2 separate regions of the Homo sapiens genome follow, and region 2 is linked to region 1. A link is a contact called in ENCODE Hi-C or POLR2A ChIA-PET data. All regions are on one chromosome and are shown on one strand. The core of a region is the stretch at or near the end of the contact, and the rest is flanking DNA. Distances in the headings are between cores, read along the strand shown.

Evidence for each region. Hi-C counts contacts between places; a loop is a spot of excess contacts on that map. ChIA-PET counts read pairs that join two places held with the same protein, here RNA polymerase II (POLR2A). Pooled maps may share reads with other maps.
Region 2: a loop to region 1 is called in a map of IMR-90, with 2.6 times the contacts of the local background. The contact joins two enhancer-like sites. A Hi-C loop is called at or near these places in 2 of 168 maps with a recorded cell type or tissue (IMR-90 and heart right ventricle), 3 of 37 single-sample maps with no recorded cell type and 10 of 50 pooled maps. POLR2A ChIA-PET finds 5 or more read pairs at or near these places in 2 of 52 experiments (HEK293 and PC-9).

The regions. Positions count from the first base shown.
Region 1 is chr6:154,408,862-154,412,776 of GRCh38, forward strand. CNKSR3 (CNKSR family member 3) reads right to left here. Exons shown (of 13, transcript NM_173515.4): 11 at 2,073-2,281; 12 at 1,482-1,571. Among named protein-coding and RNA genes, the nearest start is that of IPCEF1, 54 kb to the left of the region's middle. Within about 2 kb of position 1,815, at least 19 of the 41 ENCODE cell types and tissues checked have a DNase peak (open chromatin) inside an H3K27ac peak, as active enhancers do; they include PC-9, where a contact is called at or near this core.
Region 2 is chr6:154,291,139-154,295,053 of GRCh38, forward strand. The region is part of intron 1 of IPCEF1 (interaction protein for cytohesin exchange factors 1); the gene reads right to left. Among named protein-coding and RNA genes, the nearest start is that of IPCEF1, 64 kb to the right of the region's middle. Within about 2 kb of position 1,818, at least 4 of the 41 ENCODE cell types and tissues checked have a DNase peak (open chromatin) inside an H3K27ac peak, as active enhancers do; they include PC-9, where a contact is called at or near this core.

The DNA of each region.
Region 1 (3,915 bases), core at 565-3,064:
ATATGCAAGGAGGAGTGGAGGGAACAAGTATTTTTCCATTTCCCAATTTCACACCCCATAACCCTGACACTTCATCTCTCCATGTATAAAATAAATAAAAGGCTCAACCCTGGCTCAGATGAACGGCAAGGAAGATGTTAACGTGTCTAAATCTAAACAACGGACAGCCCTGCCACCTGCTGACTGCTCCATGGATACTCACACGTTAACTAAGGGGATCCTGAATGGTAGGTACCCAGGCATCTTTCCCTTTTTCACTTTAGCATAATACAGGTGATATGGGTACTTAGGTGACAAACTTTACCAAGTCCCTAGAAAGGGTCAGGGGTCAATCAATCCCTTTGGAAGGTTAGGCTTCCAGAATTTTTTCTTCTTCCTTTTACTATCTAAAGCCTATTGTACTTTAACTTTTCAACTGCCCTTTGTTTCAACAACTGCAAAAACAATGTTATAATGTTCTGCCAATGATGACAATCAAATGCAATCTGGCAATAAAATGAGAATGTTTTAAAACATTTCACTCAAGACCAGCATAATAACCAGGGACTTTGATTACAGGGTGAATTAAACACAAATTTCTTTTCAAATAGTAACTGCCTTCTAACATAAGAAGGACTTGGAAGAAAAAAAAATCCATGTTTGTTCATCAGAAATCAAACAGACTCCAAAAATAAAAGCAACAAAATTTAGAATAAGATTGTTTAATGAAAGCTGGGCATGGTGGCACACGTCTGTAACACCAGCTATTCAGGAAGCTGAAGTGGGAGGATCACTTGAACCCAGGAGTTCAAGGCCAGCCTGGGCAACATAGTAAGACCCCATCTCAATTTTTAAAAATAAATTTTGAAAAAGATTGTTTAATGAATAATTTATTTCTATTCATTAAAAAATTAGACTATTGGCTGGGTATGGTGGCACATCCCCGTAATTCCAGCACTTTGGGAGGCTGAGGCAGGAAGACCACTTACAGCTAGGAGTTTGAGACCAGCCTGGACAACATATTGAGACTCTGTCTCTACCAAAAAAAAAAAAAAAATTAGCCAGCCGTGGTGGCGTGCACCTGTAGTCCCTGCTACTCAGGAGGCTGAGGCAGGAGGATCACTTGAGTCCAGGAGCTCAAGGCTGTAGTGAGGTATGATCACGCCACTGCACTCCAGCCTGTGTAACAGAGCAAGATCCTGTCTCTAAAAAGTAAATGAATAAAAATTAGACCATTAAAGTCTATAGCCTTTTTACAGCACTCAATGCTAATTAGGATATTTACAATCACTAACTAGGATTATATAATTTTGCCATTCTAGAAATAAGTAGGATCTTAAAGATCTTCAGCAGTCCTAATTTTACAGATGAGAAAACGGGACTCAGAAAGGCCAAGTACTCAGTCTACTTATTATAACACATTTAGAAACAGAGGTGAAACCAGGCCCTGGGGCTGTTCACTCCCCATTTGCTGTTCCTTGGTTTGCTTGGATGAAACGTACCTTTCCTGCCATGACCTCGAGGTCTGGCAAAAGGGTCCACAATCCCCATCCAGTTCCCATCAGCAGGCATGGACAAAGGCCGTGGCTTGCCTTCAGAGGGACGAGAAAGAAGGTGACAAGTTTGATGAGTTCTGGAACTTTAGTGAACCGTTCCCTTTATGTATAACTTAGACCTCACAATACCACACCCACTTAGACAGAAGCAATAACAAATTTTAAAATAAAAGTATTTTAAAGCACTGTATTTCCATAGCAGGAAATAGAGTGCTACTAAGATAGAGGCACATTAAACTTGAGCCTGTGAGTCTACAGAGCAAAGCAACTCCAAAGCTAAAACCCAGGCACTGAAAGTTAAAACTGTAACATGATCTCACCCAGTTGGGCTTTCATGCCAGGCAGAGTAATGACTCAACAAGGATCCGCTTGACAGAGATGAATAAAGGTCTCATACTTAGAATTTCATTGAGGTTTATGTTTTCCTCAGATTACTCTTGAAGTCTGCCAAATTCATCCAACAGTTCCAACTAAGGCAGGGGGCGGGGAGGAGAAGTCAAGGCCAACGGCAGAACAAAACAAACACTTGAAACTTACCATAAGATGGTGTTTTCTCTCTCATTTTTGTGGGCAGAATGTTGGTTTCCACCGAGTACCCAGGCAACTGATCCGAGTCTGCAATGGTGAATCTTCGTCTCCGGCTTTCCTGGTCCAAGAAGGAATTCGGGGACTCTGAACCCTTAGGACCAGGCAATGGTTGTTTGCACTTACTGGACCCTCCATAAACAAAACTGCCATTCTCATCCCTGGAAGATAATATGGACAATAATTAAGTTGTTTACAAAGATGTTCTCATACTGAAGAATTCCAGCAGTGCTGCTACCTCCAGCACACAGAAGATAATTTAAATTCTCCTTTTCCACTGGAGGAAAAGCATTCCTTTTGTCAACCCCAGTTGCCGCTCAAATACATACAGATCCTATTAAATAAGCAAAATACCATGACGTGATGAAATAAGAATAAATGCAGGCCGGACACAGCGGCTCCCGCCTGTAATCCCAGCACTTTGGGAGGCCAAGGCAGGTGGATCACCTGAGGTCAGGAGTTCAAGACCAGCCTGACAAACAAGGTGAAACCCCATCTCTACTAAAAATACAAAAATTAGCCAGGTGTGGTGGCAGGAGCTACTTGGGAGACTGAGGCAGGAGAAGTGCTTGAACCCAGGAGGCGGAGGTTACAGTGAGCTGAGATCATGCCACTGCACTCCAGCCTGGGCAATGGAGCGAGACTCCATCTCAAAAAAAAAAAAAAAAAAAAAGAAGAGTAAATGCAGGGTTTTTTTTAATATCCAAACAAATATAGCTTTGAAAAGACAGCTCTAGTTTTCCTGTGCTTCTGTGTGTAGCTGAATATCCTATTTACTACAGCAATCACACATTAAGGTATGCTCTAGCGAACCACGTTGCTCATGCCAAGAGTCGGATCTCTGCCAAAATCCAGCAAAAAAGACTTGATATATTATGAAGTTGTTAGATTTGAAAACCATGTCAAAAGATACAAAGGAACCTTTATAGTAACCAATGGAGAGTGATTCTTTTCTGAATCAAATACTACAAAAACCAGCAAAAGTTGGATCACTGATTCCATTCTAATTCTATCTACATGTCAGTTTAAACTGTAGGATTAATTTGAGTCCAAGTTACCAGCTGCTTAGTTTTTTTGCACTTGGTAAATTCCATTAGGCAAATCAGGACAAAAACTGCTAGACAAAATACAGAATCAACTGAGTCCCAAAGCAATCTACTAATCAGCCATGTCTGTGTGTGGTATTCCCAGGTGGGATGGCATCCACCTACCCCTCCCACCCACAAATATATCTCCTTCCATACCTTTAAACCGGGCATATAACTCCCCATTCACAAAGCTTTCATGACTCATGACTTGTTTCTCAGTAATCCATTCCCATTTTTCATTCCTCAGAAAATCCTTCATGAGTGGTGTGTGTGCACTCTCAAAAGCGTCTTCCCGAGCAGTTTAATCCAGCTCTCCTCCTAGCCCCAGGTTCCTTTATCTCTCACTATGTACACAGCACCCCTTTTCTTGCCACTACTCCAGGAACCCAGACAAGAATATTCTGGATCAAGGGAGGGTGCCTTCCTCCAGTTTCTGATAGAACAATCCACACATTAGTAGTGGAATGTCATGCTCTCTATATGCAGAGGGAAAGACTACCTGTAACTTTAAACACACTTAAGATCCTGCAAACCAGAATGCCCCGATCACCTGAGGTACATTCTCTACACGCTATAATAAGTTCTGAGTAAGCCAAGACTCAAGGAAATGGAAAACAATGTTGAATCTCTGCACCCAATGCAGAAGAAATACAATGAAGCAAATACCTCAGCTTCAAATGAAAACCAACAAACAAAAAATTCTGATA
Region 2 (3,915 bases), core at 568-3,067, 120 kb before region 1:
GTCTCGGCCTCCCAAAGTGCTGGGATTACAGGCATGAGCCACTGCACCCAGCCCAGTGGGAATATATTTCAAATTAGTAACAATAATTCTATTCATTGCCTAAAAGCATACATTTATAAAAACACAGATTTTTATTTTTTAAAATCTATATATTTGCATCTCACAGAAAAATAAAATTGTAGGAAAACATGTTCTGCAAAGGACATATTTCAAGATCTGTATTTTAATAACTCAATCTACTTGAGTACTTGGATTTTTTTCTTTTTAAATTTTTTTTCCAAAATTTTATTTTGAAAATGTTTAAAACTATAGAAAGCTTGTAGGAATAGGTAGCAATGAACACCTAGATGGCCTTCACCTTGATTCCCAAATTATGACACTTTTCCACATTTGCTTTATCTCTCTGCATATCTAAATATTTTGCTGAACCATTTGAGTCACTTGTAGACATAAAGATGGTTCACCCCTATATACTTCAGCATGTACCTCCTAAGAGCAATGATCCCACTATAGTTATTAATAATGATCACACTCAGGAAAGGTTTTTTTTTTTTTTTTTTTTTTGAGATGGAGTCTCGCACTCTCGTCCAGGCTGGAGAGCCGTGGCACAATCTCGGCTCACTGCAAGCTCCGCCTCCTGGGTTCACGCCATTCTCCTGCCTCAGCCTCCCAAGTAGCTGGGACTACAGGTGCCCACCACCACGCCCGGCTAATTTTTGTGTTTTTAGTAGAGACGGGGTTTCACCGTGTTAGCCAGGGTGGTCTGGATCTCCTGACCTCGTGATCCACCCGCCTCGGCCTCCCAAAGTGCTGGGATTACAGGCTTGAGCCATCGCGCCTGGCCACACTCAGGAAATTTTAAATTGACAAAATGCAATCACTATACAGTCCAAATGTTCCAATTGTATCACTGATGTCTGTTTCAGTGTGGAAGATTTGTTATATTTTATTTTAAATCCTGGATTTAATCAGGGATCACCAAGGCATGTCTACGGTCTCCTTTTACCTTTCAGGACATGTTTTTGTAGAGTCCAGGCCAGTTGCTTTGCCTAACACCCCTCAATATGGATTTGACTGACTGTTCCTTCACAACTAAGTTAAACATTTTTGGCAGAGGTACTCACAGGTTGGAATGCTTTCCTTCTTTGTATACATTAGGAAAACCACATAACAGGTTGGATTAATATTTTCTTTCAATCACTTAGTAACACTTAGTGATTGCCTCATATAAACTAAATTTAGTGTCACAGTTTGCAATTTACAAAATGCTTTGATATGGATTAATTTATGAAATTTGCGCTACAATCGCATGAGGTAGGTTTTTTATTTTGGTCATCTTTCCTCTTTTGAATAGAATTTTATCCAAGTTCATACAACCAGCAAGTCTAGCTCAGTGGCCAAAATTTAAGTATAGAATTACCGTAAAAATCACCCTAGAGTAAGAAACTCTATTTTCAGGTCAAATAAATCTAGATCCCTTTTTCTCTTTTGTAACCTGTACTCCCTGTTGTCCAAACTCTTTGCCTTACAGTTCTTATTTTGTTGTGTTAAACTACAAGGTAGTGAGGTATCATGATTTATCTAAACATTTTTTCAACCATAATTATTTCAAATTATAAGAGTTAAACCAGAAACAGTGGAAAAAATGGGTATTAACTTAAAAGTGGGCGATATGTTAAAATAAATGAGTATTAGCTGTATTGAGTAAGCTAACACTCAAAGTGATTGGCTTTTCTTCATGTTTTTGCCTTTGCTTTGGTGCAACTAATGATATACCAGCTCTTTCTTTCTCCCCAGAACAAGATCTTATGTCACTTCCTCCTACATTCCAAAGCAATGAAAACAGTATTTCCTGAAGGAGTCATCTGTATGTTTACAAAAACTTTCCAGCATATTAAATTAGGTAGTTTTTCTTATTTACTTTTTGCCGTGGGGGCCTCACAATCGCAGTGCTGTTTAGTTAAGAATCAAGTCAAGAAAAGTTTGGGAATCGGTGTATGTAACTTGAGTCACAACTTATAACATGAATCTCTAAATAGACATTCCAGCCAGAAAGAGAAACAAACAGGTTTCCCAACCTATAGGTCAAGGGTACTGAAGCTGGCAAAAGCCAGACAAGGTTTAGAGTGATACTGAAATCTAAAAAGCAATACAACCCAAGTCCAGGTCAGCGCAACTGCAGATGCTTATCTGGGTGGCATCAGACTCAGATGTACCATCTCAATCACTTTCAGTATAGAAAGATCTTCAAGAAAATAGGCTGCAATTGTCCACTGACAAAAACCACTTTACTAAGCCTCAAGCTAAGATAACAGATCAAGATCCATTTACTGCTTCATCCATGCACCATTTCTCTAACATTCAGTGATCTGAATATCTCACTTCAAAGCAAAAGAGCAATTAGAGCCATTTAAAATGTCTGAATAATGAGTGTGATATTATTGTTACTGTCCAGTGTTCAATTTCATAAAGAAGCAGGAACAGACTCCTGAAAAATACCCGGAGAAAAAAATGAACTATCTTTTCCACTTCCACAGAGCTCTTCGAGCATTACATGACTTTCTTTTGAATTGGCATATTATGCACCCCCTAAAAGAAAACTCTCTACTTTAATCCCAAGAAAAGCATTATTCTTATTCTTCATTTGAATTATTTTTTAGGCCAAATACAGTAAAGGAAGTTGCACTGATGATTGTGCTTAAATATATAAATTGGGGCAAGACAGGGAGCAGCAAGAAATGTTTCAACTGTGAAGTCTTTAATAGAACATGTATCATTCATTTTTCCCCACTAATCCTCAACAGACTCCTATTATCTTCAGATAATAAGAGAGGCTGCCTGCCATTAATTTAATCACTGTAATTTCCTAAGAAATAAAGACTGATGTCTATTGAAAATTATTCCAATTATGTCTTTGAACATGAGTTCAAAACTGGTAAAATTACCACTTTCAATAATATATTAACCTCCTAATTGTTATTAGTTATTCTCACAATCCTCTTAAAGCAAAGAATGACATTGGGGCCCAATTCTTTTATTCAACTTTGAGACACAATTATTTTTAAAACTTTGCTCAAGTTCAACCCACTTCAGGTGTAATCTAACCCTTTAAAATACATCCTAAGAAGCAATTTATCTGCTTAAAAACAAAAACTGGGCCGAATCCTTTTTATTATATCATGTAAAATCAAACTATGTAACCACTTGAAAATAAGTAGAAGTAGGTAAAAGTAAGGAAATCTCACAGAAACACCAATGATAAAAGTACTGGAGGCTGGATGCAATAGGTTATGCCTATAATCCCAGCACTTTAGGAGGTCAAGGCTGGAGGATTGTTTGACCCCAGTGAGACAGCCAAGTATAAAGGGGTTTCCCGAGAACCTTCGACTGGCCTGTGCACAGGGAGGTGTGTGCACTGTGGTGCAGCCATGAATTTCACACCATTTGCAGAGCGGAGGATTCTGGCTTCCCCTGTTCTGGGGTGGTAACTGGGAATTCAACCTATGAGGCAGGAAGCCTACCAGCAGAACTCTCACTTTGCTGAGAGTCCCTGTTTCCCTTTTTATTTCCTTTTTGCCCAATAAACCCTGCCCTTCTCACCCTTCAAAGTGTCTGCGAGCCTAATCTTTCATGGTTGTGTGACAAGAACCTGGCTTTTAGCTGAACTAAGGAGAAAGTCCTACACCACCAGGAGTTCAAGATCACCCTGGACAACAGAGTGAAACCCCATCTCTTTTAAAAAATAAAATATAAAAATTATTTTTTAAAAAAAGTACTTGGCCGGGCGTGGTAACTCATGCCTGTAATCCCAGCACTTTGGGAGGCCAAGGCGGGCACATTATGAGGTCAGGAGATCGAGACCAGCCTGGCTAACACGGTGAAAGCCCGTCTCTACTAAAAATACAAAAAATTAGT